Linked DNA regions of Homo sapiens: all the other regions are linked to region 1. A link is a loop called in an ENCODE intact Hi-C map of the cell type or tissue named here. Cell type or tissue: OCI-LY7. All regions are shown on one strand. Links, peaks and the distances in the headings refer to the core of each region. The heading gives the core; the rest is flanking DNA.

Region 1 (10,475 bases), core at 2,537-7,536:
AAAGGCATGATGCAACAGGAACAAGAATAAAACCTGGCAGACATAGGTACATAAGATTGATTGTAGATAATCTCCATTTACCACTTTGATGGAATCTTAATTATACTTTATTTACTAAAGAGGGGATAGATTGAGTATAAAACATAGAGATGTATCTAGATGACATTTTTAAAGTATTTGTTTTAGAACAACACAGAAAGTGGGCATCTACCTGCCAATTAATTAAATCAGTAAAAGAAATTTTATTAAACAAAATGAATGACTTTTCTTAAATGTGAACTTTTACATGGATGATAATTTTTAACTGATCTTGCAAAAATGTTTGTAGCATTTAAGGGAAAAAATATTTTTATAAAGCTTTCAGCCTTACCAAGAAAATTGTTGCATGCACATTTACATTTCCTGTCTATAGCAACAACTTCAGTTATTTGGGCCAGGTGGTTTTGTGTGTGGAGAATTATACCAATTATCTAACTTTTTCTCTGCTTTTGAGCATTTCATTTATATAGTTCACACTCCAAAGCAGTCATGGAATGATACAGAAAATAGAATTCATATTAATATTTTTGGACTCCTAAACTATACATGCCACTACCCAAACTCTAAAAATGGTCCCAGATTACTTTAGAAATAAGGAAAAAACTTTTATCAGTCCCTGTTATATTTCCATTGTAAGATTCTGTATTAGGTAATTCTGGCATTGCTATAACGTACCTGAGACAGGGTAATTTATAAGAAAAGAGGTTTAATTGGCTCACTGTTCTGCAGGCTGTACAGGAAACATGGTACTGGCATCTGCTTCTGGGAAGGCCCCAGGAAGCTTGCAATCATGGCAGAAGGTGAAGGGAGAGCAGACGTCTCTCATGGTGAGAGTGGAGCAAGGGTAACAGGGAGGTGCCACACACTTTTACACAACCAGATCTTGTGAGAACTCACTCACCACAGCAAGGACAACACCAAGCCATGAGGGATCCTCCTCCATGACCCAAACACCTCCCACCAGACCCCACCTCCAATGCTTCAACACGAGATTTGGGCAGGGACAAATATTCAAACTGTATCAGGTACCTAATGTTTACAACTATGCTTAAAGTATTTAAAATAATTTATCTAATTCTTGGCTTCCATTTTTATAATTTTATAAGTGCATACAAAGTTCGCATTTTAAATATATCCAATGATACTATTTTTCAGTGCAAAATTTACATACTTCGGTAATTTTGCATAGCTTATATGTTTCATGACTGTCCCTTATTGGTGTTGGAAGCTAGAAGAAATGAAGCGATAATTTTATTTTCAAAAAGTGATAACTTTTAGCAAGGCTTGTCTTATCCTTAGGTATTAAGACTCTAGAATCTATGTTCTGATATGCCAAAAATATTCTTGAAATCGTTTTTTCCATAAGGAACTAAAATAGGAAACTCTTTAATGTATAGGACGAATATCTAATGCATGCATGCGCGGTTTAAAACCTAGATGATAGGTTGATAGGTGCAGCAAACCACATGGCACATGTATACCTATGTAACAAACTTGCATGTTCGGCACATGTATCCCAGAACTTAAAGTAAAATTAAAAGAAAAATAAAGAAACTCCTTAATACCAGTAATGTGGATATGACATCACTGGGGATAGAAAACAAGAGAGGATGGAAAAGCGTAGGAAGAAACAGAAAAAGGCTGGGATGAGAAAGAAAAGTGGATCTCAAAACAAATTGTCCTGCTTCACATTTCTTTACAGGTCTGGGCCTGTCCTTAAACAAGTGTTCAGATAATAATGCTGAGCAATGCAAGTTCTTATTTTGCCATCTCCACTCTACATTCTGAAGTCATTTAATTCTTCCTTATTTTTACAACACACCATTCTTCATTTTCCCATCCCATAACCCTCTGCCACTTGAGTCTCAGATCTGCCTATGAACAAAAATATAGACCATACGACACTTGAAAAAGGTTTCTCCCAAGCCTTAACCTGCCTTCAACCCATGACATTTACTGGCCTTTAGAAAGTGGTGGTATCATGTGATCATAACTGACAGTAAATAATCTGAGAACCACACCAAAGATCTGAATCATGGGAATTGTGCACTTTTGGTTTTAGACTTCAATCAAAAGCCATCAACAATTTTCAATTAAAAAATTGCATCTAAGGTTGTCAACATATGTGCCAAGTTTTAATTGAGGGTAATTGGGAATGGTTAGGCTATAAAACGATTGAATAGCTACTTGGTAAATGGAAACACTGACAGATTTTTAGCTCATAAAACTCTCCCTCAGATCAAGACAGCTGAGTTGAAGAAATAATCACCAGAAGGCCCAAGCAGGTAGACTGTGGTACCTTCTTCTTCAGTGCTTCCCCCATCACACAAAGATGCTGCACAAGAAAGGTTGTTCTGAAGCATTTGCAGGCTGAAGTCAGCCAGATGCAGGCTGGAAGGGAAGGAACAGGAACCTGTACAAAGAAGGCTGGGCACCCAGGGTCCTAGAGAGTAGTAAGAGAGGGTAGAGGGAAAGAAAAAGCCACTGTCTCCAGCTCAGATGACCTGGGTTTCAGGTATGGTTGACTACTAGTTATCTATGGATCCTTGGACAAAATGTTAGTTGGATTGTACTACTGAACCCCCAAACTATTCATTTCCCCCTTGGAAGCTGTATGCTCCCAGCCTAATGAGGTGATTTTTTTTTTAATGTGCCTCACCCGTGTACTGAGGTTATAACAAAACTCCGTGTATAAAAATTTTTTCCTAGCCTACACACACTCATTTATAAAACTCTGGTTCAGATAACTGGATGTCTAGCCTTTCAATTACTTTGGGAGAAGTTTTCATGAATAAAGACTATAAAACTTACATTGCAAAATTTCACTTCACAGATGAAATCTATCACAACAAATCTATCCTCTTGAAAAGCTTCCAGCAAAGGTCACTAATAGACCATTAGCCTTTTCTAAATTGTGGAGTGATTAGAATCGTATTTTTAAAATAATCCAAACGTGATTGTTGAGAAACACCTTTGTTTCTTCTTAGCCCTTAGCACTAATTTTCCCACGTAATTTGTTATTTTAGAAACCTAAGAGACTGTATTTAAACAGTTGTATGACAATTTTTAAAAATTGCTTAATTAAGTGAGTAGGATATTTTTTCCTTGGGAAAAACCCTCAGTCCATATCTAGATCTTGTTTTAAACCTTGGTATTTTAAGGATTCTTTCAAGGCGTTTGAAGTATTCTTAATAGTTATTCGATTACTGTAAAACCCAATTTCTATTCTTCTAATCTCTATAATCAAATCTTTACTTTCATGATTTGCTATTAAGCCTGTATTTTAGGATTATAAAACTAGATATTCATCTTCTGTGACTTGTTACTATCAAGTTGAAGGTGGCAAGGATTTCACACATACAGAGTGGGTATGCTTATTGGGCACACAGTCAGAAATAAAATGTGTGCCAATGTCTTATCCTGTTTTCTGTTACTATAGCACAGTATCACAGACTGGCTAAGTTATGACAAAAAGACATTTAATTCTTACAATTCTTACAATTCTGGAAGTCCAAAGTCAAGAAGCTGCACCTGGTGAGGGCCTTCTTACTGCATCATAACATGACAGAAGGCATCACAGGACAAAAAGGCAAGAGCACACCAGCTCAGGTCTCTCTTTCTCTTCTTATAAAGCCACCAGTGACATGATGGAGGCCCTATCCTCATGCCCTTATCTAATTCTAATTATCTCCCAAAGGCCCTACCTCCAAATACCATCAACATATATATTTGGGGATTAAGTATTCAACACCTAAAATTTGGAAGACACATTCAAACCGAAGCACAAGGTTTCTATATTATTACTGGGAAAACACTTATGAAGAGATAAACACATGGCAGATAACCTATTCAATACATAGGGAAAATGTACACCCTTAAGCATGCAGATGCATTGAGCAATAAAATGTATGGTACATACTATCTAAGAATTATGGGTCGATCTAATTCTATCCAACATCAGTAGGATCTATCTTGAATACTATTATGAGAGTAGGAGACACAGCACAAAGGGAAGCTTAAACAATAAAATACAGATTCAGAGGATAAAAATAATAATAACAGTTGCACAATATGATTACACTTAATGCATTGAACTGTACATGTAAAATGGTTGGGATGGTAAATTTTATGTTATATACGTTTGACCATAATAAAATAAAAATTAATAATAGTAGTAATAATAATAATGACAAATATATATGTGCTTCATGTGCCAGGTGCTTTATGTGCATTATCGTTTAGTCTTCAAAGTAGCTCTTTGAGGAAGTATTAATATTACCCTCTTCTAAAGGATTTGGAAATCTAAGGACCACAAAAATAAAGCAACTTTTCCAAGAGTTAATAAAGTAACTTCTTCAATAGATTCTTACAGAACTAGTAAATTATAAAGGTCTATGTATTAGTCTGTTTTCATATTACTATAAAGATACTACCTAAGACTGAGTAATTTATAAAGAGAAGCGGTTTGATTGACTCACAGTTCCACATGGCTGGAGAGACCTCAGGAAACTTACAATCATGCCCAAAGAAGAAGAGGAAGCAAGGTACGTCTTATACGGTGGCAGGAGACAGCAAGTGAGCACAGGGGAAAGTGCCACTTTTAAAACCATCAGATCTGGTGAGAACTCCCTCACTATGAGGAGAACAGTGTTGGGGAAACCGCCTCCATGATCCAATCACCTCCCACCATGTCCCTCCCTCAACACCTGGGGATTACAATTCAGATTATAATTCGAAATGAGATTTAGGTGAGGACATAGGCAAACCGTATCAGTCTGACTGAACCCAGATGTTCTGATTTTAGAGTCTGTGGTTGTTTAACCGTGTATAATGACTTCCACAGGTGTTCGTGAAAGTACTTATAAGGAAAAGAAGCCATGCTGAAAAGTAAAACTATCTCAAAGTTGTAGCCAAAAAGACAGTTGAGAACACCAATAATGTGGTGGGGAGAGAAAATGGTCAGTATATGATTGTTTATTTATTCATCTAGGCAATAAGTAATTAGATGTCTACTAGGTGCACTGAGGACAATACGTGAATAAGACAGACAAGGCTTTTGCATTCATGGAGCTTACATTCTAGTAGAGTAGCGAGAACAAAAGAAAGTGAACAAATTAATAAAGTATTTTTGACTTGCAGGAAGTGCTATGAGGAAGTGAAACACTGGTGGCAAGAAAGTGAGTGTCAGAGGTGGGGGCTGCATTAGCCCAGGGCAGAGTTTCCCAATCTTGGCACTGCTGACTTTTTGGGCTGGATAATTCTCTGTTGTGGGGGTTGCTGTGTGCATTGTAGGATGTTTAGCAGCATCCCCAACCCATTTACCCATTAGACCCAGTAGCAAAACCTCTCCTTCCCAGGTGCGACAAACAAAACTGTCTCCAGATATTTCCCAATGTCCTTTGAGGGACAAAATTACCACCAGTTGGGAACTACTGGCTTCAAGGGTTATGGGAGTCTTCTCTGAAGAGGTGACATCTGATCTGAGGCAAAGTGATATGAAAGGGCCAGCCATGAAGGATTTGGGGGTAGAAGCTAGGGGATGGATAAGGGCAAACACCCTAACATGGCAAAAGGCTTTGTGTATTGGCTGGGGTGGCTGAAGCCTCCTGAGCTGTGGTGAGAGTGGTAGGAGGGAGTATCAAAGAGGTAGACAACTTCAGATCATGAGAGTCCTCTAGACAATTGAGTCATTTTAAGCATTTTAGTTTATCAGGAAAAAATGGTGGCAAGGGTAATTTTTTTAACTCTAGGTCATTAAAGTCTTTCTTTTATCTTTGAAATTTTTAAAACAGGTTAGAATTTAACACAACTAACACCTCTCTGGGAGAAAACTATTGATGTCTTTATATTCTGTAGAATTAGTCATTCCTTCATTCGCTAAGCAAATATTTATTGAGTGCCCAGTACGCCCCAGACACTGTTTTAGGCATTTGGAGCAAGACTGAAAAAAAGAAAGATCCTACCCTCTTGGAGCTTATGTCGAATTAGAAGAGATAGATAAATATAAAACATAATGAAAATTATTTGTATAATATGGTAGAAGACAACTGCTATGCACCAAAAATTATAAAGCAGGATGAAAAGGACAGAAATTATGGTGGAGATACATAATACAATATGTGACAATAAGTCTAGAAGAAGAAAAATATAATCAATACACCATGTTCTTAGGCAGTTAAACATTTCTAGAACTTTCCATTTATTCTTTTATTTTCATTCTATTTAGTCCACAATCAAATACTTTGTCTTATTTTCTCATAAATGGATCTTGTGAACTGACTGGAAGATACCTGAGAAAGTAAACAAGACCCAATTGTGTGCAGGTGGTGAAGCTTAGGGCACCCCAGAAGGAGTGTCAAGTTGTCTGAAAATCAACAATGAATAGGTGACTCCCTTTAAGTCATTATTTTGGTGGGAACCCAAATGTATGACTGTATGACCATTGGTGTCAATTCATGTCAGGATTAATGAGAAGCATCCAAAAATCTACCAACAAATCACTCATAAGAGTAATCTGTAAATATATGTATTTCATCTCAGGCCAAGCATAATTTTCTCTAATGTTTTATTGCTTTTAAGTAAATTGAGTTAACACTTTTAAAACTTCGCAATTGTGGGTGTAATCATAATAAATAAATACTTCACCTGGGCTCAGTGGCTCATACCTGGAATCTCAGCACTCTGAAGGGCCAAGGCGGGTGGATCACTTGAGGCCAGGAGTTCAAGACCAGCCTGGCCAACATGGCGAAACCCCATCTCTACTAAAAATACAAATTATCTGGGTGTAGTGGCACATGCCCATTGTCTCAGCTATTCAGGAGGCTGAGGCAGGAGACTTGCTTGAACCCGGGAGGCAGAGGTTGCAGTGAGCCAAGATCGTACCACTGTACTCCAGCCTGGGCGACAGAGCAAGACTCCATCTCAAAAATAAATAAATAAATTTAAAAATAAATACTTTGTACAACTGACTTTTATTCAATGACATTTCAAATAAGATAATTGAAACAAATTAAAATTCTTCTGTCAAGACAATATATACAGCTATTATGTACTCAAAATTTTTTTAATAATAAAATAAAAACAAATCTTTTTTTTTTTTTTTTTTTTTGAGACAGAGTCTCACTCTGTCGCCCGGGCTGGAGTGCAGTAGTGTGATCTCGGCTCACTGCAACCTCTCCCTCCCAGGTTCAAGCAATTCTCCTGTCTCAGCCTCCCGGGTATCTGGAACTACAGGCACATGCCACCACACCTGGCTAATTTTTGTATTTTTGGTAGAGATAGGGTTTCACCTTATTGGTCAGGCTGTTCTCGAACTCCTGACCTCAGGTGATCCACCCGCCTCGGCCTCCCAAAATGCTGGGATTACAGGCATGAGCCACCTCGCCCAGTCACAAATAGATTTTTTTTAAAGACTAAGATACATGTATTAGTGTCCTATGGTCACTGTAAGAAATTTCTACAGACATGGTGGCTTAACACAGTGGAAATTTATTATCTCACAGTTCTGGAAGCCAGAAGTCTGAATCTGCTTCACTGGGCCAAAATCAGCGTGTCAGCAGGGCCGTACATTCTCTGGAGCCTCCAGTGGAGAATCTGCTCCTTGCCTGTCTTCCTGCTCCAGGTGGCTGCCGGCATTCCTGTGGAGTACTGCATCATTCCAGTACCTACCTTATCTTCATATCCACCTTCCGCTCTGTGTGTCTAATTTCCCTCTGCTCTTCTCACGAAGGTATTTGTGATCGCATTCAGGGCTCATCCAGATAATCTAGGATAATCTCTCCATCTCAAAATCCTTAAGTAATCAATCACACCTGCAAAAACCCTTTTCCAAAAAGGTAACATTTACAGGTTCCAGGGACTGGGACATAAATGTCTTTTGGAAAGCCATTTTTCAGCCTACCACAAGGAACAATGTTTTCTTACATAATGGGAAATGGGGAACTAAATTCAAGCATTTGGGAAAAATCCCTGTTCTCATATAAGCATTTCAGTTCATCAGCAAACAGACAGCGAAGTGTTGATCTGAATTCCAAGTATTTCCTATCCTATTAAAATGAATTGGAAGTGTTAAGTAAAAGTAAATGACAGTATATCACATCCTTCCTGATTTTCACCCTAATTAACATGAAAAGAAGCCACTCTAGGTTTCAGATCTTTTTAATTTAAAGAAAAACATTACTACAACAAAATTATTTTATTACCAAAAGGATGTGCTTTTCATTTTAGTGGTCGTAGAATTGGATATCAATTCCAAACTGTCAATACAAACTCAAACTAAAAACTAGACTTAGGAATCTCCATTTTTTTATATTAGTATTTTATGTTTGTTGAGAAAGCTGGCTCCTAGGCCACACTCACATACTAAAAATCATATGACATGGAGTTCTGCTCCTCTTAGGATTGAAAACATCACAAGAGAACATCACTCCTACCCTTACAGCAAGGAAAAAGGCAGATAATCTACAAAAATATCACTCTTCTTAAGCCCATCAGAGCTAAAATCACAGAGTTACAAAATAAATCAGGCAAACTAAAACTAAATTCCAAAGAGCAATAAACCCTTCTGAAAATAAATGGGATAATGAACTGTTCCATCTTTGGAAGAGTAAGGAAGAATCTGCCAACGTAAAAGTGGATAAGAAGAAAACTGCAACACTTTTTTACAAAAGCCAAGTGTGTGCTAGGACAATTCAGACTGCTTGGCAGATCAAACCCGTGGGGAATCCACATGCATTCTTCAGTTGTTTTCCATGATTCTCTACTCGTTGCTCACAAGAAAGACTGGAACATGACAAGAGATCTGAGGCAGCCCTCTCTTCCCCCTTGGTGAACCATAGGGTTGAAACTGTATCTGCATTTCTGATCCTGCTCTCAAATAAAGCAAAAGCCTTTGCCTCTGAGAGAGAAGCAGAAAAGTCTCCTACCCAGGCAAAGATCCACTGCTTCTGGGAGATGGTAGACACAAAAGCTGTCTGAGTGAGAGGCTGTTAGGAGAGTATAGAAAACTGTACACCTCCACTCCCAGGCAAAGCCATCAGCTACTGAGAGAGAACTAGTAGCAAAATCCATTGGCCCATTGGGGTAGGCAGACAACAGGAAATCTATTCAACTGTACTAATAGAAGGCAGAGACCTTCTACTACTGAGGAAGAACAAAGACTGTCTCTCCTATTCAAGACCTTTGACAGATGCAAGGTAAGATATGGCTACTATGTCAGGGAAAGGCAGGAGTGGTGATAAAGCCCTCATCACAGAGGACCAAGAATATAGGGCCTAACTAAGACTGAGGCTGAGACCAGGGAACAAAGAAAATCTCCACTTTCCCTACCATAAGCTTTGTACCTAGCAATATGCAACTGAGAGAGGGGCAAGAGCATAAAGAACCCCCGTTTATGCATAGATATTTAGGGTCTGCTGAAAGCTGAGAGTGAAGCAAGAACACAGAAAAACCTTCCTGCACTTTAGGTCCCAAAGTAAGCACAAGGTAGCAGCCACCCAGAGCTAGAAGAATCTGCAGCCTGTAGTGCACAAAGGTAATGTTAGCAACAAAAAGCCCAGCTCAGCTACTAACCAGATTGGCTCAACTTCCCTACATTAACAGCCTGAAAAAAGAGGAGACCATTTCTAGGAGTTAATTCTACTTACTTCAGACTCTACTGGTCTAAAAAAAAAAAAAAAAAAAAGCTTCACAGTCAACAAAAAAATTACCAGACAAAAAAGTAATTGTTAGATGTTAGCAGAAGGAATGGAATAATGAAGACTGGAGCAGAAATAAATGTAATAGAGACTAGAAAAGCAATAAAAAAGATCAATGAAACTGAGTTGGGTTTTTTTGAAAAGATAAACAAAATCAACAAATCTTTAGCTAGACTAACCAAGAAAAAAAGAGAAAAGACTCAAATAAACAAAATCAGAAATGAAAGAAGAGACATTACAACTGACATCATGGAAATGAAGGGATCATAAGAAACTATTATGAACAATTATGTGCCAAAAAATTAGATTATCTAGAAGAAATGAATACATTTCTAGACACATGCAACTTATCAAGGCCGAATCACAAAGAAATATAAAAATCCAAACAGACCAATAACAAGAGAAGATTGAAGCTGTAATATAAAGTCTTCCATCAAAAAAAACAGCTCAGGACCTGATGGCTTCACTGCTGAATTCTATCAAACATTTAAAGACCTAATACCAATTCTCCACAAATTGTTCCAAAAAATCAGAGCAGAGGAAATACTTCCAAACTCCTTTTACAAGACCAACATTATCCTGACACCAAAGCCAGAAAAGGACATCACAAGAAAAGAAAACTACAGGCCAAGATCCTTGATAAATCTAGATGCAAAAGCTGTCACCAAAACACTAGCAAACTGAATTCAACAACACATTAAAAGAATTATTCACTACAATCAATTGGGACTAATTCCTAGG
Region 2 (10,475 bases), core at 2,899-7,898, 190 kb before region 1:
CAAGTTGTAACTCTAAGAACTGAGAGCTGCACTCCATTTATGTCTTAAAGAGACCAAATAATTCCACATATCTTGCCCCTATATATCATTATTTACTAAACACAGTATTTTTTCTCTTTTAAAAAAATATGAAGATAACCTAAACTTTTTAGCAGATGTTATTAAATGACACACTAGGATACTTTACATTGAGTTCAAATCATTTTATAATTTGTTATTAAAACAAGGAGACATTGTGCAAAGGAAGAATGTTAGCAAATAGATTCCCCTTTAGACAAAGCTGAAAAACATCTTTTTAGTTGCAGTGAGCAGCACCACAGAATCTGCTATAATCATATACAGATGATGGGAATTTGTCTAATGTTTTATGGTGAATCATTGATGAGGCCAGCAGAACGAAAATTTGTAGAAATAAAATCACCTTGACAGTAGAGTACCAGGGTCAAAAAGCAAAGTAAAGTCAATGTTCTTAGCTTTAATAAAAACAGTATGATCTGTCATCAACACAGCATTTTTACACTCTTGGACAATGCACTCTACAATCTCCTGCTGGGTTTCATTTGATTGTTCCTAAAACCAACAAAGGACAACTTATAGCTGATGATTCATTGTGACAGGAGAAAGCCATAAAGATACGCATGTTTAGACCATTGTAAATAAACAGTCTCCAGTGTGATCTTTCAATACAAAAGACGTTACCCAGGCTGTAAGTGAGCAACTACTGGGTTTTTCTAAATGATGAATCTTCATCTAAAGATTAAGAAAAAGCGATTATTTTGCAAGTCATCGCCACACATCTCAGGCTAACCTCCAACTGGATTGAATGTAGTCTTTAGGTAAGAAATAAAAATGCAAGCTTCCTGATGAAATGGAATAGTGCCATGTAATCTCTATAACGATACCACCAGATAGCAAAGCCAAACAAACAGAATAATTAATAATTTAACACAAAGATTAAAAGAGACTGTCACTAGGGTTCTACCCTAGGAAATGGTGCAAACTCTGTAACAAAGGCTCACATTCTTCATCTCTAGACAGTTTTCTTTCCTAGTCGAAGGGATAAGATGCAAAATCAGAAAGAATAGATTTCTAAAAATAGTTTTTAAGTGAACATTACTCTTGTTATAATTTTTTTGAAAGTTCCAATTGAGCCAAATTAATAAAAACTGGTATCCATATTATTTAATGATAACTGTAACCTAATCATATCAATTTTGTGTCATCATATTTATCCTCTTATTTTAAAAGTTATGTACTAAAGTTCTAAATATTTTGCCTGATTTATTTCATCATATGTACAGTTTTTAAAATGATACTTAACCAAAATCCAGGATGTTATGTAATTTAAAATGAATGACCACAAAATTTATTTATTTGAGAAATAATATTAATAAAACATCCCATCTGTAATAACTGTGTTTTTCGGTATGCATGCAAAACTAAAACAAAATACATTACCATCCATTTCAAAAACTAAATCATTTCAGTTTCATTCTGAAGTTTACATTTTTAAACCTGCAGTCTTGAGTAAAATAATGAAAATGAAAAACTTGATTTAAGAAAAAGTTAATAGTTTGGAACGGTTTTGTTTTTGTACCCATATCTAAATTATTTCCATGACTCTTTCATTCCATTATTTCTCATTAGCAATGAAAAGTAGAAGCATTATTTCTGCAACTATGTTTGTTTTAGAAATATTTGACAATAATGTGCTAAAACAAAACCTTATCCTAATGTCAATGGCATTAATAAAAGACCAATGGCTTTTAAAAATGAGATGCTGGACTACACTTCCCTATAATACGAATAATGCTTTTACCCCCTGAGAAAGTGACTTTTTCCTGGTCGAGTTTCCAGAGCATCAGTTTGAGTAATGTAGCACAAATCCCCTCCCCCTCATTTGTAAAAAGATCTTAATATTCTACTTTATCTTCATTCTACCTTTGAGATTATTAAAAGATATAATTATATTGTCTTAAGATTTTTTTTCTTTTAAGGTTTCACTTTTCAGAAAGAAGGAATGATGAAATAATAAAATAGACAATTTCAAAAGCAAACTGATGTTACTTCATCTGGTTAATGTGAAAGGATTTTTTCCCCTAGCACATCAGAAAGTAATTTACTTAAAGGAGAGATAGTTATGATAAAACTCAATTTAAACAATGTGGTTTAAGATTTGATAAGATTTAGAAGACCTTGTTATTTAGATTAAACTCTGAATTTCCAGTTAAGTTAACCTTTCATATTATCACAATATCTTACAAGAGCTGTAGGACAATGTTGTTTTAGGGCAGTCACTACAATTTTTTGAAACACTAGTTTTTAAATGTTAAAATGCCTAAATGTTAAAAACAAAAACCAGAAGCTGCTGAGTACTGTGACTTTTCTGTTTTTGACACCTCTTTCGTATTTCAAATCATCTCTCACAGTCTCTCAGATTCTTGGTCTCTTCACCTGGCACTCCTACTGCTTCCATCATTATTTGGTGGACTATGCCTGAAATCTTTAGATTACCACACAAAAGCCTCACTGTTGACCTTCCCGCTTATAATTCCTTCCTCTTCCAGGCTAACCACATCCCAACCAGATCGAGTCTTCCTAAAATACCACTTCCCTCATGCCCCATACTCACTTTAGGAGCCATTAATTGACTTTTCATTTATGCTCAGAAAAAATGCAAGTCTGTGCTTGCATATCCCGACATCATGTAGGCATGCAAGTAATGCCATTTGGCTACATGCCTGTCTCTATCAGTCTAATGCTCCTACTTCTCACCACTCTGGCCAACTTCTCACATAGTTTAATAGGAGACAGATTTATTCCTTCCCTGTGTCTTTGGCCATGCTCTTTCTCCTGTTGAAATATTTCCCACTCCTTTCTTCCTAACTCATTCTTTAAGGTCCACCTTTTTCTGAAAGCTCCAGCCAACATAATTACACGAATCCCTATGAATGCCTTCCACAATTAAAAACAATAATAATTATAGGCCCTATCACCATTTATTAAAATCTCTTTATGCAAAAGACACTACACTAAGCATTTATACATTAAATTATATTTATATATTATGTAATTCTCATTAAAATTCTATGACGTATGAGTAATTTGACATTCAAGAGTTTAACTAACTTTCCCCTTGTCATTGGATCAGAGGCAACAGAGCTGGGATTTGCAACCACAAGTGTCAGACTCTAAAACCATCTTTCTTTAAAAATACAAATATTGTGTTCAGCTATTTCTTTTATATGTAACACAAAGCTATAAGTTCCCTGAGGGTAAAGATTTTTAAGATCTTCAGCAAAAACCCTACTGATTGCTAAAAACTATGGGTAGTGTTATTCAAATATTTTAAACAACGTATTTGAATCTCCTTTGTTGCTTCATCCTTTTTTTATATTATCTACTTATATCTATTGTTAGCAGTTAACTGGACTACAATCAAATACATAAAGGAGCCAAAATTCTAAATAAAATTAATTACTATGACTTTGGCCTAGAAGAGTATAAAATAAGAAGAGAACAAGTAAACATTAAAGAGTTGGAACACAAAAAAATATAACCCACTTCTTTGTAGTTATTAGAATTATACTGAGCAAACAGAAAAGTGAATGGATTTATATAGGTTTATGAAAAAGGTTTCACTAAAGAGGAAAGTTTGAGCAGGGCATAGATATGTGCATTTAAGTATTATGGAGGTTTTTAAAAAGTTTATGTTTAGTTAAATACAGCATCATATTTAAATGTGTTGCCAGATCAATGTATTGCAACATTAAGGTGTATTGCCAGATCAATAGGGATACAGATAATGACATACATGACCATTCAGGTCATATTTAATCATCATGTGTGTGGTGTGCACCAGGCCCAGTGCTTGGTGCCAGGGGAACAATGAGGACAGAGACAGCCCCAGAATGTACTTTCATACAATCAACTATTCAGGCTCCACAATCAACTGAAGCCCACCTTCTGTACGCTTTCTTTAGTAACACCAGTTGGAAGTGATTTCTTCTCTCTCTGAAGTCTTCTAAAGTTGTCTTAAATCTTACATCATTTAGCACTGGGTTTAAAAGCACAGGCTTTGGAACAAGATTACCAGGTTTGATTCAGGTTGTTGCACTTTCTAGCTCTGCGACTTTGGGCAGTTTACCTAATCTCTCTGCAACCCAGAAACACAATAATATTACCTACTTCATATGGTTTTGTGAGGATTAAATAATTTCATACATACGAAATATTCAGAACATTCCAGGCACTTGGTAAGAGCTTCATAACTATTAGCTCTTATCAATAGTACCACTTCCCACCACCACCACCATCATCACCATTTGGCAACCGTCTTATATATGTTTGGACGTTAGTTATTTTTACATGTGTTTAGGAAAATACGTGGTCATTTTTCCCTCTTCATTCAGAAACTGACACTGTATCTTTTGCAATTATATTGTTCATTTATAGCCATTGTATACAGACACTTTATCCTATAATTAAATGCAGGAAAAATTATGCCTCTCTTTTTCTCCTGTTGCTTAGAAGACAGTAGAAGGATCTCTTTTTATCTACCAGGAAAACTCTGATTTAATTCTCAAGAGACTATTTCTTTCCTATCAAAATCATAGTATGGTGCCCATTAACTCTGCAGGCAGTTTTGCCAATAAACTCTAAAAGATCATACTGAAAGATGGACTCAATTTTGAGAAACAGGCAAAAAGGCAAAGAGCTTGATAAATACAATGCTACCAGTAAAAACTCAAAGAATATTCTCTACAAACATTAAGGCAAGATGTGAGAGAAAGGATCTTAGATAAATCATTTCAAATATAGAGTGAATTGCTTTGCTTTCAATCCCCTTGAAAGGAAAAACGATTATGCTTTTTAGCTGTCAGAACAAAACTCTAGGGTAATTCATAAGGCATTATATTAACACATATAAAACAAAATGAAAAACAGCTTCACAGTATGACCTTACACTTGAACAAAATCTGGAGCAAGTGTATTGTAGGCCAGATTAATACCCAGTTTACCAGGCAAATAAATTCCACAGTGAGTCACCCTCCAGCTTCTTTATTCTGACTATGAGGGAATCAAAGGTCTAGTTTTAAATAGAACATAGATATTTTAAAACAAAATAGAAGCAACTACTCAAAACAGAGTAACAACTTTCTCTTTATTAAGTTTAGTGGGGTTTTTTTTAAGGCTTTAGAAAGTACATAAGAAAGATTCACAAACTACAGAAGAGGTTGAAATTGCACTTAATAGGAAGGATATAAAATAGCATAGTGCCGTTTATGTTACCTGTGTGTATTTTAAGTACAGTATATTGAACAATATCATACACAAAACGGAAGTGTATTTACTGCAGAGGAGACAGTCGGCTGAGTCTCCTCAAAAGCAGATATTTCAAAGTTTACTTTCACATGGGTTTTCACTTTTTGACCTGCTCTTGACCTGGGTAATTCTTGCAGACCAGTGAGTTTAACAAGGCCTGGGATCTATTAAAAGAATGGTAGCCTGCCTTTTACTGAGTAGCACACTGATGGTTTAAAGTAAATGTTATGGTTTGTCACAGGAACCAATTTGGTTACCGTTTGTTCTTCCTGCCTCTGCCTGCCGATATTTTTGCAAGTGTTTTCCATTCTTTAAATTCTATAAAGAAATCTGCATGCTGTTATTTTAAACTTCAGCATCTCTTTTTTTAGCAATTCATATTTTAAAAGTGGGCAGTGCACTCAGAGTTTCCTTTGTGTCCTCCTTGGTAGAACTTGAACTCATGGTGCTTTAGCATGAAGCATGGTTATCTTTTGAGCACTACAGAGTTATTGTCCTCTCAGATTTGATGACTAGATTTTGAAATACTGTTAATACAGGCATTGGCCTGTGTTTGAAAGAAAAAGCAGTAAGAGATAGGCATTCATTACAAAGTAAAAAAAAAATAACGTTTCAATGTTTCCATTTATATATCATATCGTTAATGGACTACATGGGGGTAGGAGGGTGCTTCGTAAGTTTTTTGCTAGATCGCCCTTACAGGCTAATTAAACATAAAACTAATGTTTTACTACTTTTTTTCTGATATTAATGAACTTAGGTTCAATTTGAGAAATAGAATTAATAAAATACCAAGCTTGGAGTAAAAAGGAAATATAAGCAAACAATTAGATTGTTCATATTTGCCAAAGAACATAAGCTGGTTTTGACATGAATGTAGAGGGAGATTAAACCAAGCATTGGAGTGAGTGTTTCTTCCACTGTATAGCATTGGAGACAAAAATTCTATGTATTGTGCAAATCCTCTGACTTATGTCTCTTTGACACTTTTTCATTTTCCTCAAAGCAAAGAAACACCAGCCCTATATACCAGTGCTTCCAAGTATTATTACCAGTAAGAATTACTAATACTTCTAAACATTAACAATGCGTCTGAGAAGTATAAATCTCCAAGTTTATCATTACAAAATAGTCTCAGTGTTGTGATGACTACGTTAAGAAAAAAAAAAGGTGAGAGGAAGGGAAGAAGAGAATTGAGTACTGGTCATATGTTACACTATTAATATCCATTAAACATCAAAATTACCAACACATACATACATACATTTAATAATCACCATTTATTTTGTTCAAAGTAAAATATCTTATTCAAATAGTATTGAGGTTGCAAAAGTGTTTGCACCTCTACTAGATATCTAAATAATACCTAGTACTTAGTGATTGTAAGTGCTTTATATGTATTATTTCACTTACTCCTCATATCACCACTTTATGGATTTTATAATTTTTAATTTCAGAAGACTACCCTAAGGGTCAGAGAAATTAAATTTAAAAACTTAAGCAAGCTCACAGGGCTAGGTAAGTGGTCAACCAGGATTCCAGCTGCTGTCTGTGTGACTACGAGGCCTGATGCACTTTCCCCCACACTCTACCATCTATGAAAGCAGCAATGAATGATACAGAAGAGTGAAACAGAAAGTACAGTTTAGAAATGCAAACAAAAACTAAAGCAGACACACCTTTTTCACACTTTGTGTAAATTATGCTGATCAGAGGTAATGGAAAAGATGTTTTTACTAAGAACATTTCTTACTGTTTTATAGAGTACAAATTTAAAATCCAAAGGGTATAATTTAATTAGCACTAATTAACTAGAAATGTGAACTGTTTTCTTTGTAGGATAAAGAAAAGCATGATATTTGGGGAAGATGTCTACAATGGGCTAGGTTCCAGGCTACCTTTTCTGATCGTGCGAAAAGGAATGACAGGGTTCCTGCATGGAAAATAATGTCACATAAAAATAAATGTAAAATGATGTGAGGGGTGATTTAAGGGAGATTCGAAGAAAAAAAAAACAAAGTAAGAAACATTCAACTTTCCTTAAAAAGTCAGGGAAGTCTATAAGGAGGAAGAGAGGCATCAAGGGGCGGTCGTGATGGATGAGTGAGTCTGGCAAGAGACAAAAAGAGATCAAGGGGCTGGCGGAGGAATTAGCACATGTAAAGAAAGGGAAGCAGGATATAGCAAGATACACCAGACTCTAGTGTGAGTCTCAAAAATCTTTGCACATCAGAAACACCGGGGAAGTTTTTAAAAATTCTGATGCCCAAGTTTTAACCAGATAAAATAATTAGAATCTCTGAGGGTGGGAAAGCAGAAGAGAGAAATCTGTAGAGATGCTGAGGTACCTTTGGAGACAAGAGTAGAGCTAAAGTTTGACTTGAAGAAGTGAACCAGGTGTCTCAAACATAGAAAGGAAACAAAATATTAACATGGCCAGATACTATAATTAGAAAAATTCATGAAGCATTTCATATTTTTAAATGTAGATATACAGCATATGTAATATTTGTATGTTTATTTTGCAATTAAAAAAGAAAAAACTAAATTGCCTTTTTTATTAGCTGCCACTCACAAATGTGATTCAGTATCACCTTTTTCTCCCTTACTTTATTAAATTTTCACCATGCCAATTTCTCCCTGTAGGAGCAAATGCAATTTGTATAAAAACCATTAAAACAATTATGTCTCAAGACATCCTCCCAAAGAATTTCCTGGACAATTGTACGGTTGTATCCAAAAATCCATCAATGACCATGGAAAGCAGACTGACTTTACTTTTGTAACAATGTCATGAGTATATGCTAACTAGATCCAAAGTATCTACATAAGTCTAAACTCAGGGCCAGGTTTACCTGAATTAAGTTATGATAAACTATATCTGCTAGAAAGAAACAATTGAAATGATTCTAAGCATTTTATCTTATGCATTACAAGACATTGTAATCAGAGAACTAAGAAATGCAAAAAAAAAAAGTTCAGAAAGAAGACTGAATGCTAATAATTCTATGCTTCTAGCAGCCCTGAAATGACAAGATAAATAGTTCTTTTTTTTTTTTTTTTTTTGAGACAGGGTCTTGCTCTGTTGTTCAGGCTGGAGTGCAGTGGTGCAGTCGTGGCTCACTGCAGCCTTGACCTCCTGAGCTCAAGTAAGCCTTCCACCTCAGCCTCCCAAGTAGCTAGAATTACAGACGTGTACCACCAGGCCCAGCTAATTTTTTTTTTTCTAGTAGAGGAAAGGTCTCGCTATGTCTCCCAAGCTGGTCTCAAACTCCTGAGCTCATGCTATCTTCCTACCTCAGCCTCCCAAAGTGCTGGGATTAAGGTGTGAGCCACTGTGCCCAGCTGACGAGATAAATAATTCTTTTCTTTTCTTTTTTTTGATACGGTGTCTGGCTCTGTCACCCAGGCTGGAGTGCAGTGGTGCAATCTCGGCTCACTGCAAGCTCCACCTCCCAGGTTCTCCTGCCTCAGCCTCCCGAGTAGCTGGGACTGCAGGCGCCCGCCACCGCACCCGGCTAATTTTTTTTTTTTTTTTGTATTTTTAGTAGAGATGGGGTTTCACCCTGTTAGCCAGGATGGTCTAGATCTCCTGACCTCATGATCCGCCCGCCTTGGCCTCCCAAAGTGCTGGGATTACAGGTGTGAGCCACTGCGCCCGGCTGATAAATAATTCTTTAATAAATTCTGAGTAGAAAGATAAAACATCTATAGTAAATAGGGGTGCCAATGATGAATTATTCATTCTCTGCAGATATTGTCAGAGTGATAAAGTTAAAATATATAAGAAAAAGCAGCACATGGAGCATATTTATTTTTCAACCTGAAAAAAAATTGTGCCTACTATTTAAAGACCAAGCAGAATAAAAAGTACAAAATGAAATTCTGCTATTCTCTATGCACCGCCAAATTGGATTTTGCAAAATTATTATTTTAAAAAGGGGAGGAGGTGGGGGAAAACAACTGTTACGGTCTGAATGTTGATATCCCCCCAAAATGCATATGTTGAAATCTTAACCCCAAATTTGATGGCATTTGGAGGTACAGCCTTCAAGAGGTGAGTAGGCCATGAGCATGGAGCCCCAGTGAATGTGATTGGTGCCTTTATAAGAATAAACATGAGAGATTATTTATCTCTCTCAGGCATGTGACAATGCAATGAGAAGTTGGCAGTCTGCAGCTCAGAAGAGGGTCCTCACCAGAACCTGACCATGCTGGCACCTTGATTCCCAGCCTCTAGAACTTCAAGCTGGGCAACTACCATCTCCAGAAGTGTAAGAATCAAATTTCTGTTGTGTATAAGCCATGCAGTCTATGATACTTCATGATAGTAGCCAGAACTGACTATAATACAGGGTCATATACATATTTTATGCTTCAAAGTAATCATCTGTAAAATAAAAAGTTTGAAAGCAAGGATCACTAAGATCTGTTTAAAGGAGAAAAATTCTGAATCTATATAGAACAAAAACATCTTATCAAAGTGTTTCAGAGAAAGCTGTGCTTCAGCACGAATGCTATGGAAAAACTTACATAACCAAATGACCCGAATTCAAATAGATCAGAGTACGAACTTTTCAATGTCCCCATATGGCATCATGTCATATCTTTAATCAAACAGAAACAAAATCACAAATTCTACCTGGTACCCATTAGAATCACTAGAAGAGGCCAACATGCCCATAAACCCTTGTTTTTACTCTCTCCTCCCCAAACCACACATGTGTATACCCATGCATGGGTGTGGGGATGCGCGCACACACATTCACAATCTTGCCTTCTCTCTTGTTCAACAAGTAAAAAGAAGATATGTCTATGGGTCTCATTTTCTGACATTTGATAGAAAAACACAAGTATCTAATCTTGTCCACTGACCTAATCTAGAAGATTAGAAGATTCCAAGGGATGAATTCTAAGAATCACTCATACTTCCTCAACTACTGCATTTAATGACTTCTTGAGAATACAAGAATTCTGCCAAACAATTTTCTCTAATCTGCTCCAGTCTTCACTGTCATTCTTATAAATAGCTGTGGACCACAAAATTTGTTTCTCCGTTAGCTCAGATTAATATTGTGTGTATGTGTTTCACAATGCTATTGAAAGTTAGAATGCCTTCTGTCATATATATTTATTTATATGTATATATA
Region 3 (10,475 bases), core at 3,174-8,173, 710 kb after region 1:
TGTGTGTGTGTGTGTGTGTGTGTATGTATGCCCATGTATGTTGGGGGGAATAGCCTTGCATTCATTCATTCACAGGTATCTATTGAGTACTAACTATACCCCAGGCACTGTCCTAGTACTGATGATATAGCAATGAAAAAACAACTAATTTTGCAGGGAGGAGTGGGGCAGTCTGTGGAAAAAATATCTCAGCAACTGTGTGAGGCAGACTATGTTAGCTCCATTTACAAGTGAAGCCATTGGGGCTTGGAAATGGCAGTGACTCACCTAAGGCACACAGCTACCAAGGGTAGTGTAAGAAGTCGGTCATGATGACACAAAGCCTAGGCTGCTCTTACTGGCCCACTGCAATCTCTCACTCATAAAGAAATTAGAGGCAAAGACAGAAGGAGTGGATGACCCAAGATAAGAAAATCTCATAGTGGCTAAGCCAGGAAATACACTAGGTATCTTGCTTCCAAATCCAGTTTTTTAGAGTACTGTCTTGTTTGACATTCAACGCTAAGTCTATACACGGCGTCATTCACTAGGGGTGGGGGTGGGGAGATTTAGCATGGAGATGGATCCCCATCCTCAAAGCAGTAGCCCCTAGAGCAGTGCATCTGTGAGACTCCACAATAACGCCACTGTCCTGGGGCAGATAGGCAGCTTAATTGCCTCTAGGAATGCAACCCTCTGTCAAAAGCCCTACCTGGACGTTCCAGGAAGAGTGATAAGGATAGGAGGGGCTGCTGTGAATCTGGCATCACAGACAGTACCAAGAGATGGTGTGGGTTATTATGTGTTTTAATCAAAGGCTTCAAGGAAAAAAATTGAAACAAGTGGCTAATATAAACAATTCCAAAGTTGCAAAGGTACAACGTTATAATTTGTACCAGTCAGAATGGCTATTAATAAAAAGTCAAGAAAAAAAAGATGCTCATGAAATTTTGGAGAAAAGGAAACACTTATACACTGTTGGAGAGAGAGGAAATTATTTCAATCATTATGGAAAGCGGTACGGTGATGCTTCAAAGAGTTAACTGCAGAACTACCATTTGACCCAGCAATTCCATTACTGGGTATATACCCAGAGGAATATAAATCATTCTACCATAAAGACACATGGATGTCAATGATCACAGCAGCACTGTTCGCAATGGCAAAGACACGGAATCAACCTAAATGCCCATCAATGACAGACTGGATAAAGAAAATATGGCACATACACACCATGGAATACTATGCAACCATAAAAAGGAATGAGATCATGTCTTTTGTAGGAACATGGATGGAGCTGGAGGCTATTATTCTTAGCAAACTAACACAGGAACAGAAAACCAAATATCACATATTCTAACTTCTAAGTGGGAGCTAAATGATGGGAACTCAGGAACACAAAGAAAGGAACAACAGACACTGGGGGCTACCTGAGGGTGGAGGGTGGGAGGAGGAACAGGAGCAGAAAACATAACCGTTGGGTACTGGGCTTAATACCTGGGTGATGAAATAATCTGTACAACAAACCCCAGTGACACAAGTTTACCTGTGTAACAAACCTTTACATATACCCCTGAACCTAAAATAAAAGTTAAAAAAAAACCCACAAAAAAACAAAGTTATACTTTGTGATGAAATACTTCCTGTTGATTTTCTTACAAGGGAGTCCTTCCAAGAAATCACATGTTTTAAACTAATAAGATTAGAATACTTGAAAAATTTATTTAGTTTCACAAACATTAGTCTTTTTTGTTTTGTTTTGTTTTTGAGACAGAATCTCGCTTTGTCACCCAGGCTGGAGAGCAGTGGTGCAATCACGGCTTACTGTAATCACTGCCTCCCTGGCTCAAGCGATCCTCCCACCTTAGCCTCCCAAGTAGGTGGTACTATAGCTGTGTGCCACCATGCCTGGGTAATTTTTTGTAATTTTAGTAGAGGCAGGGTTTTGCCATGGTGCCCAGGTTGGTTTGAACTCCTGGGCTCAAGCAATCTGCCTGTCTTGGCCTCCCAAAATGCTGGGATTATAGACACGAGCCACCACACCCAGCACACAAACAATTAATCCTTTGAGAGACACAGAAGACAAACGGTATCAAACAAGCTAGACAAGACAGGCAAGGAATGGTATAAGGGAGGAAATAACTGATTTTAACCCTTTAAAGAAAAACAGTTAGCATGTCTAACTTAAAAACTCAATGTTAGAGCTGTATTTGTTGGTACAGTTGAGTATGACATGGCAACATTTAGACTAGCAGTTTTAATTTGATCTTGTCAGAATTGATCTATAGTGCAAACGTAGTTATGCACATAGCTGAAACTTTGCGGAGAGGTAAGCAGGTACACTGATCAGAATTGTTAGGTAAATAACCATAGATTCACTCAGGAAGAATTGTACAACTCTGGATGCATTTCAGTGAAGAGAAAAAGAAAGGGTTCTGATGAGCTTTCTTTTTGAAGGAATAGTCCTTTCACTTCTGATTTTTGGAGTATGAGAGTCTGAGGTTGAAGATACTCTTATATGTATGTAAAGTCTATAGTCATCTTTCAGCTGAGCTGGTCTTTGAATTCCAAGTTTAAAAAGCCAGCAATTTGCCGTTAGCTTTCAATCCAGATCTCTGAAAAATGCCAACAGAACATAAGACATACTATATCATAACACAACAAATAGGAAAAAACACTTAATAATTATGGCACGCATGAACTTAAGTTTCTAGTTTCCATTTTTTTTTCCTGCCCTTTGGCAATGATCCAATGGGATGAACCATTGATCATTCAATATTCTTTCTACACATATCCAAGATATTGATTACACACCAGGCTAAAAATTACAATGTTATTGATGGACTACTGAATTAAAATGTCAAGTTTGTGCCTAAGAATCTTGTCTCTCAAGAGGTGGTAGAAAAGGGCTTAGAGCATATGACTCTTTTGGGGGAAGGTTACAGTTCATAAAAAATCAAAATAACAGATAGCATTTATTAATTCCTATATGCCAGACTTACACTAAAGCCTTTACTTAGGTTAACCCAATTAATCTCACAATAACCCTTGAGATAAGTACTATTCTTGTTCCTACTTTATAGTAAAGGAAATTAATGAATACAGAGGTTAGGACACATGTCTGGTGTTATTTAGACACTAACTTGGATTTGAACCTGTATAATCTGATTCCAGAGCCTGTGCTCTTAACCACTACACTAGGCTATAGCAGGATCTCTGATAAGTACATCTTGGCTGATATGTTGAATTTTCCAGAACACAAGACAGTTGCCACTTGAGTGGTTGTGTAGTACCCATAAATGTGGTTAAATTTTTATCTACAGATGGTGGCAGATATTTTGTACATCTCAGAGAATTGGGACCTATTAGTCAAGTGGGTCTTAGGTCCTCCAGCCATGAAATGATAAGATTGAACTAGATAATTCCATAAAGTCCCCTTCAGCCCTAAAGTTTTATGACTCACTGATTTTGTACAACACAAACTATAACCGTACATAAAATGCTTTTCAATATTGATGATAATAGAGGAAGCTGTCCTACTTTCTAAGAAAACAGAAAATGAGCAGTGTGATGCCTGTGCCTGCACCCTAATGTAGTGTTAGTTTTAAAGAATTAAATGTATAAATGTTATTGTCTACAGTTTTTAATTGTTAACTTGAAATTATTAAAAGCACAAAATCTGAGGACCAGAAATTTCCTTCCAAATTAGGGAAGATATTGATTTTCTTTTATGACAGTTAATATTTTGTGGAAAATCAACTCAATGGAAGGCAGCAATGAAAAATTATAGTTATGCAGGCTATGGGGGGAGCATATAATATTAAACAAAGAGAGTGGAACGCAAAACCATATTGTGATTGATAAATAACACATATACTATGAAGGTGTATGGACAATGACTGGAATGGAACAAGGAAAACGTAAAAGCACTGATGTTTCAGAGCAATGAAATCCTGAGCTAACAGTAAAAATTGTACTGTTATTTCACCTTTTTTTTTTTTTTTTTTTTGACACGGAGTCTCGCTCTATCGCCCATGCTGGAGTGGAGTGGCATGATCTTGGCTCACTGCAACCCCTGCCTCCCAAGTTCAAGTAATTCTCATGCCTCAGCCTCCCGAGTAGCTGAGATTACTGGTGTGCATCACTACGCCTGTTACTTTTTGCCTTTTTAGTGGAGACGGGGTTTCACCATGTTGGCCAGGCTGGTCTCGAACTTCTGACCTCAAGTGATCTGCCTGCCTCGGCCTCCCAAAGTGCTGGGATTGCAGGCATGGGTCACTGCACCCAGCCTATTTCACGTTTTAAATGTAGTATGTAGAGGTACTATTTCATACATCTCATCTCAAGGAGACAGGCATTCCCCTGGGAGGTCTTAGAAAGAGGTTTCCAGTACCAAAGGAAAGACAGGGTCACCTGTAGTAGTGGGCCCCCCACAGGCTCAGGAGGAGCAGCATGACAAGCACCACCACGCAGACAGCCACCACGATGACCTTCTGCTGCTGCCCGTGGCCAGCGTGGCGCAGTTCCCACCACTTCAGGTCTCGGTACTGACATCGCTCCCCGATGTAGCCAACAACACAGCTGTGACAACACACAAACAGAGGTCATCAGAGATGCCTGGCCAAAAACGCTGATAGTTTTGACACTCAGTATTCAGCTGTCTCTCAACCTCTGCATTTCCAGACTCAGCTCTTTAGAAACATATAGAAAATCCATCAGGGGTCAGTTGAAAGCGCTATGATTTACAAGTTAATGCAGCATGGACTTCTCCCTTTCGTCTGTTTGCTCTGGGATTTATGGGGGATTATTTGCATACTGCCTCTATAAGGCATTACAGGACATTGATTAAAGATCAGTTTCTGTTAGGCTAAAATCCTGAGGAGCCACCTTTTAAAACCAACACAAAGCAACTCTGCCCTAAGAGCCAAGGGAGTTTTGGAAACAAATGTTTGGCCAGATTGCAATGAGTATAGGTGAAAGGAAAGGAGAATTTGAAGGCAGAGTTCCTCACTTGAAACCAGGCTATAAAAGAAGAATGTGTACAGTTTCTAAACAGAACACATAACCTAGTCTGCAGAGAAAACTTTTTTCCTTTAAAAAAAAAAATCACTACTAGTGCAAGGGAAGACCCAGTACAACATACATACAGGCATTTGCCTATTTTCTTCAATGAGAGAAAAAGCTATATGGAGGAAAAAGGGACGTTCACCTACAAACACCCTGCTGTCCCATTAGTGAAACTGTCACTAGAGTGAACTGCTGAACTTTTTTGAAGTAAATGAAGCAATGCTGCCATCTACTGGGAATGTGCATTTCTAGAAACAATTAAGATCTCAGGTAAACATCTGTATTCTATTATCCTTTGCAAAAGCATCAACTTTGAAAAACATCCTATTAAACACTCTGTAATGCCCACTTATTAAAAATTCCTCCCTTTGGTCCCTGGATCAACTATTTATTCATCCATGTCCCCACTTTATTCCAAAAGGACTTAACGGAATAAAAATACAGAGAACTGACACCAGTGCCCATAGTGAGAAGAGGCAGCATGGAAAAAACACTGGACAAAGCTCCAGAAGATCTGGGCTCTAGGCCTGTCTCTACCTTTAGCTGGTCAGAGGGACTGGGCAACTCACTCACAGAGGAAGGAGGGAAATGGATTAGTACTTGTTAACCATCTTGTGTGTTTGACATCCTGCTAGGCACTTTTACTTATTTTATTTTTGGTGGCATATTCCTGTATTATGGATAAGGAAACTGAGGCTCAAGGAGTTTGTACAACGTCACACAGCTATGAGTGACAGGTTTGACTCCAATGGTTCTCTGATTTCAAAGCCTATGTTCTTTCCACTATACCATGCTGCTTCCAAAAAGAGTTTTATGCTCTATTCACCTCTGAAAAGCTATCTTCTGGAACTAACCATGCAAGAGATATCAGGATCTGAGTGCAAAAGCATAAAGGACCATCATTCTTGCAGGCTTTCTTGGATGCTGTTTTAATTCTAGCTATCTTTGGTTACAGCCATTTACTATCAATGCCTAGCAGCACCACTTTTAAACTGTTGGATGTTAATGGGCCACACCTCTGATCCTTTCAGAAAGTCTGGGGTCTTGAGGAATATGTCAGTCCCTTAGCCAAGAGTCCTGGAGATCCAAGTCAGCTGCAATAGTAGAGCCTCACTGAGTCTTATAAGGCCCAGAATAGTCATTCAGCATTTTCCAGGGTGGGAGGAGGACACAGGATACTAGTTCTTTGGTTATGAATTAGTTCTTCTGTTAAACCAAACAAAAGATTCTGTGGCCAAATAAGTTTGCCTTTCCATAGCCAAATAATTTTGAGACATTCTAGACTCAATACAGATAAACAAGGCTTATTTTATTTTATTTTATTTTTTTATGGACAGGGTCTCACTCTGTCTCCCAGGCTGGAGTGCAGTGGTGCCATCACAACTCATTGCAATCTCAGCTTCCTGGGCTCAAGCGATTCTCCCACCTCAGCCTCCCAAGTAGCTGGAAATACAGATGTGTACCACCATACCTGGCTAACTTTGGGAGGCCCAGGCGGGCGGATCACGAGGTCAGGAGATGGAGACCATCCTGGCTAACACGGTGAAACCCCATCTCTACTAAAAATATAAAAAATGGTGGCAGGTGCCTGTAGTCCCAGCTAGTCTGGAGGCTGAGGCAGGAGAATGGCGTGAATCCGGGAGGCGGAGCTTGCAGTGAGCTGAGATTGCGCCACTGCACTCCAGCCTGGGCGACAGAGCGAGACTCCATCACAAAAAAAAAGAAAAAAAAAATTTGGTAGAGATGGAGTCTCACCATGTTACCCGGGCTGGTAAACAAGACTTTTTAATGTGTTGTGGTATATACTATGAATCAAGAATTGAGGGCTAGACAGAAGATTAGAAATTATGGTTTGGGAGTTACGCAGCTGGAGGCTACAAGATTCTGAACCTCCCTATACTGCTCCTAAGATCAATGCTTGAGATATTCTGTAGACCCTGCACTTGATGGATCAGCTGACACCACCCGGATCAATTAACTGGCTCATCTGAAGTTATGGCCCCCACCCAGGAACTGACTCAGCGCAAGAAGACAGCTTCAACTCTCTGTGATTTCATCCCTGACCCATCAGCACTCCTGGCTCACTGGCTTCCCCTAACCCACCAAGCTGTCCTTAAAAACTCTGCTCCCCGAATGCTCAGGGAAACCAATTTGAGTAATAATAAGACGATGGTCTCCTGAAAAAAAAAAATTGAGGGTAGAGTATGATGCATCTCTCAACGTGATTTGACCATACAGCCTGTTTTTAAAAAGCATTTCACAGGACTGATGTTGGGGGGTCTTGGTCTAAAGAAGACCTGTTCAGAAGGGTGTTTGGCTGAAAGACAGAATGAACGAGGACCTCCTCTGAGCCCAGAAGGTTTGGAGCCTCCTGAGCATCTCCAAACCAGGAAATCTTCGAGGAATACCTTGGGCATGGAGACTCCCAACTCTCACTTCCTCTGCATCACCCCGGGGGCACCCTGTGGTTTCTTGTGGCTGAGGGGAACTTCCAGTTCCTCTAAGAAAGGAAGAAAGAGCTGGCTCTTCCAAAACCTGCTTACAGCATGAAGAGCACTCTGTACAGAATGACACCTGCCTAGGAAGTGTTTCTAATAAAAGTTGGATGGGTAAAGCACTTCCTAGAGACTTGTTATTAAGGAATTAATAAAAGATAAGGTGAGGTCATCAGGGCAGGAGGAGGCAAGGGTTGAATAGTTAATTAAACCACATTTTTATTAAATATACAATTTAAAAACAAGGTTATGATCCAGATTACTGTGAACTCTGGTAATATTTTAAATATTGCTTTAGGTTCAAGGTCCTTCAATTTGAGTCTTATCTCCAGTTTGTCATTTGTAGCAACTCATGTTTAAAACATTATCAGAGAAATATGATATTTTCATCAGGATTTAATGACAGAAAGAAAAGCAGTGTGTTAAAGAGTTCATCAATCATTTAATAAATGGATGTTATCAGATCCAAATGAAAACATTGTTCTAAATGCAGTATGTAACCCTGTAGTACCCTTTATATTATTATAATGATTTTTATAGTCTAAAGTATCATGGAGGAAAACAACCATGACCTAATACATTCGGACATTTATTTTTGTAATTTCATTATTTGGGATGATCAGAAACAATGAACAGGCAAAACCAATTAGATTCTTAACATTAAAACTAGCAATAACTATTGCAAATACCCAATTTATCATAGGTTAGGAAATTATAGCATGTAAATATGAATATGAAAACAGAATTCTATAAGGACTGAGTCATTTTTACTAGTATTCATGAGCAATTTTTCACTATTTTTGTCATGCGGACATGATTTCTAGTGCAAGGCCATACACTTTGTCACAGAATATAGCTTACTCTTCCACAAATTTAGTTATTCTGTTCATTATTACTGATGAAATAAGAGAAGACTTTAAGGTTATAGTAGCTATTTGTGAGGATCAGACTATTTCATCACCCCTCCCTCAGGCACAGAGAAAATTATCAATGGATCAGGAGCCTGACCCTGGGAGACGTATTAGTTTTTTGGTATCTATCAGTTTCCTCCTATTGCCTTGAAAATATGAAATGAATTAAAAGTAAAATTTGAGGCAGAACTGGCTATTGTGGGTTTGGGTTTTGTTAAAGGGTCCACAGGAAAGGTTTTCGGAGTGAGCACAGTGGGAATGTCTCATAGTTTTAGGGCTTCCTCAAATCTCCTTTCCAGGTTGACACGTTACCCACTGTGAAACCCTTATGGGGGCAAAAAGGGAGCAAAAAGCAGCAGCTGCAGTATCAGCAATTGTTACTGAACAACAAAATGTAAAAGTCAACTGTTAGGAAGTGAAGAAAAAATATACATATGATTAGTTTTGAAGAAAAATATTTTTGGACTCTGGCAAGAAGTCCAGTGTGAATATGTACCAAACTTTTGTAAATCCAGAAACAGATCACGGATGCTCACACATAATATAAAGCACATTTGATGGAAAAAAAAAGTTTTAAGGAATTATCTCACAAACCTAAGTTTTTCAACCAGGATGAGACATTTAATCCCTAGACTATACTAGTAGTAACATCAAATTATTTCAGTAAAAGGGGAAATCACCAACTCCTTAGATTTATACTTATCACCGGTAACTAGAAGGGGGCATCGTGATACACAAGGAGCATGCAATGAAGTGCACACACGTGGTTCATATGTGTATGTTTATATTTTTCCAAAAGAACACCTAATTGCAGAAAAACATCCTGAGTGTAAATTTTACAAATTAGCTACAAGTTATGGACTGAATAGCATCTCTCTGTGCCATCAGCAAGACAGTTTAACTTACTTGCATGCATACTTGTCCAATGCTTCAATATACATGCACACACCATCATGGAGGCAGTACCCATCGTGGGACAGGGGACATTCAGAGTCACTATTTCTTACGGAATAGTGGTGGTCATCTTCCCTGAGGTGAGGGGGTGGAGTAGAGTCTAAAAGAACCCAAGACATTACTTTTACTTTCTGAATGGATTAGTGTCTTTCAAGTATCAATATGAGGAACTAGTTTCTGTGAATAGTTTGTGACATAAATCTTTTAGTGACAGAAGAACTACTAGAAGGGACAATAGTTTCACTTTCCTAGCTAGACCTTAGTCATTCACTATGAAACCAGCCGTTCTTCCTTTGGGCTCAGTATTATCTGATACATAAAGCATATTGGAGGCAGGTAAAAGAACACCCAGTCCTAAGTCGCCATGTGAATTCAGAGTCACTGATCTCATAAAAACAAACCTGTCACACACAAACATACACTAACCATGTGAAGTGACAGTTAGCTTCAAGGTCTCACTGAACAACTGGTAACTCTATGGTTTAAAACCTACCCATCAATGTGCAGTCCGTTACCTCCAATATCCTGGAGTCTCGAAAATTTTTTCTCACAGTGCTTTCTTCTAAAAACTAACCTTCAGAGGAGCCCTCAAGGACAAGACTGTAGCAACTCTGGCAGGAAGAAAATGTTCCCGTAACAGAGGGCATGCCAAAATATAATAGTAAAGTCTCTTTTATTGAATGGTTCACTGCTCCTTAAAAGGTAAACATGTGCAGCTGACTACATAAATATAAGCAGTTTTTCAGTACCTTTAAGAAGAGCAAATTATTTGAGAAAAATAATATGCTAAAAAAAAAAAAACAGAGACCAAGTAAGCACAGAATTTTTCTTCTTAGGATGTTTTCTGCTTATAGGGCTGACAGGCAAAAAGTGGGCAGTGATGGGAAAGACCCCCATCCTGGTCTCCAGGGTCTAGGTGAAGCCAGCTCCCCTTCTGGGGTGCTGATGGTGAGATGTTACTGCTGTTATGGGAAGAAGATTCAGGAAGCAGGAGTCAACCATTATGAATATTGAGAAAAGAAAGAGAAGAGAGCTGGAGTTCTAATTCAGAACAAGAAATACTGCCTTT

Evidence for each region. A loop is a pair of places that touch in the nucleus more often than their neighbours do. Peaks named below come from ENCODE experiments on the same cell type or tissue, not always from the same donor. Only the 100,000 strongest peaks of a DNase experiment are listed, where the experiment ranks them.
Region 2: it touches region 1 in a loop (2.4-fold over the local background); 1 of 110 quality-filtered maps calls a loop at or near these places.
Region 3: it touches region 1 in a loop (3-fold over the local background); 1 of 110 quality-filtered maps calls a loop at or near these places.

Annotation. Positions count from the first base shown.
Region 1 is chr4:110,699,695-110,710,169 of GRCh38, reverse strand. No RefSeq gene overlaps it. Among named protein-coding and RNA genes, the nearest start is that of PITX2, 82 kb to the right of the region's middle. In OCI-LY7, for the core only: no CTCF peak of the experiment used is centred there; DNase peaks (open chromatin) are centred at 4,599, 4,869 and 5,189; H3K4me3 peaks cover 2,432 bases; H3K27ac peaks cover 2,963 bases.
Region 2 is chr4:110,894,956-110,905,430 of GRCh38, reverse strand. No RefSeq gene overlaps it. Among named protein-coding and RNA genes, the nearest start is that of MIR297, 40 kb to the right of the region's middle. In OCI-LY7, for the core only: no CTCF peak of the experiment used is centred there; a DNase peak (open chromatin) is centred at 5,500; H3K4me3 peaks cover 1,248 bases; H3K27ac peaks cover 724 bases.
Region 3 is chr4:109,993,764-110,004,238 of GRCh38, reverse strand. It overlaps EGF (epidermal growth factor), which reads right to left. Exons shown (of 24, transcript NM_001963.6): 20 at 9,359-9,506; 21 at 4,393-4,560. Among named protein-coding and RNA genes, the nearest start is that of EGF, 86 kb to the right of the region's middle. RefSeq lists an enhancer at 9,452-9,741. In OCI-LY7, for the core only: CTCF peaks have their summits at 5,079 and 5,291 (motif pointing left); DNase peaks (open chromatin) are centred at 5,238 and 7,548.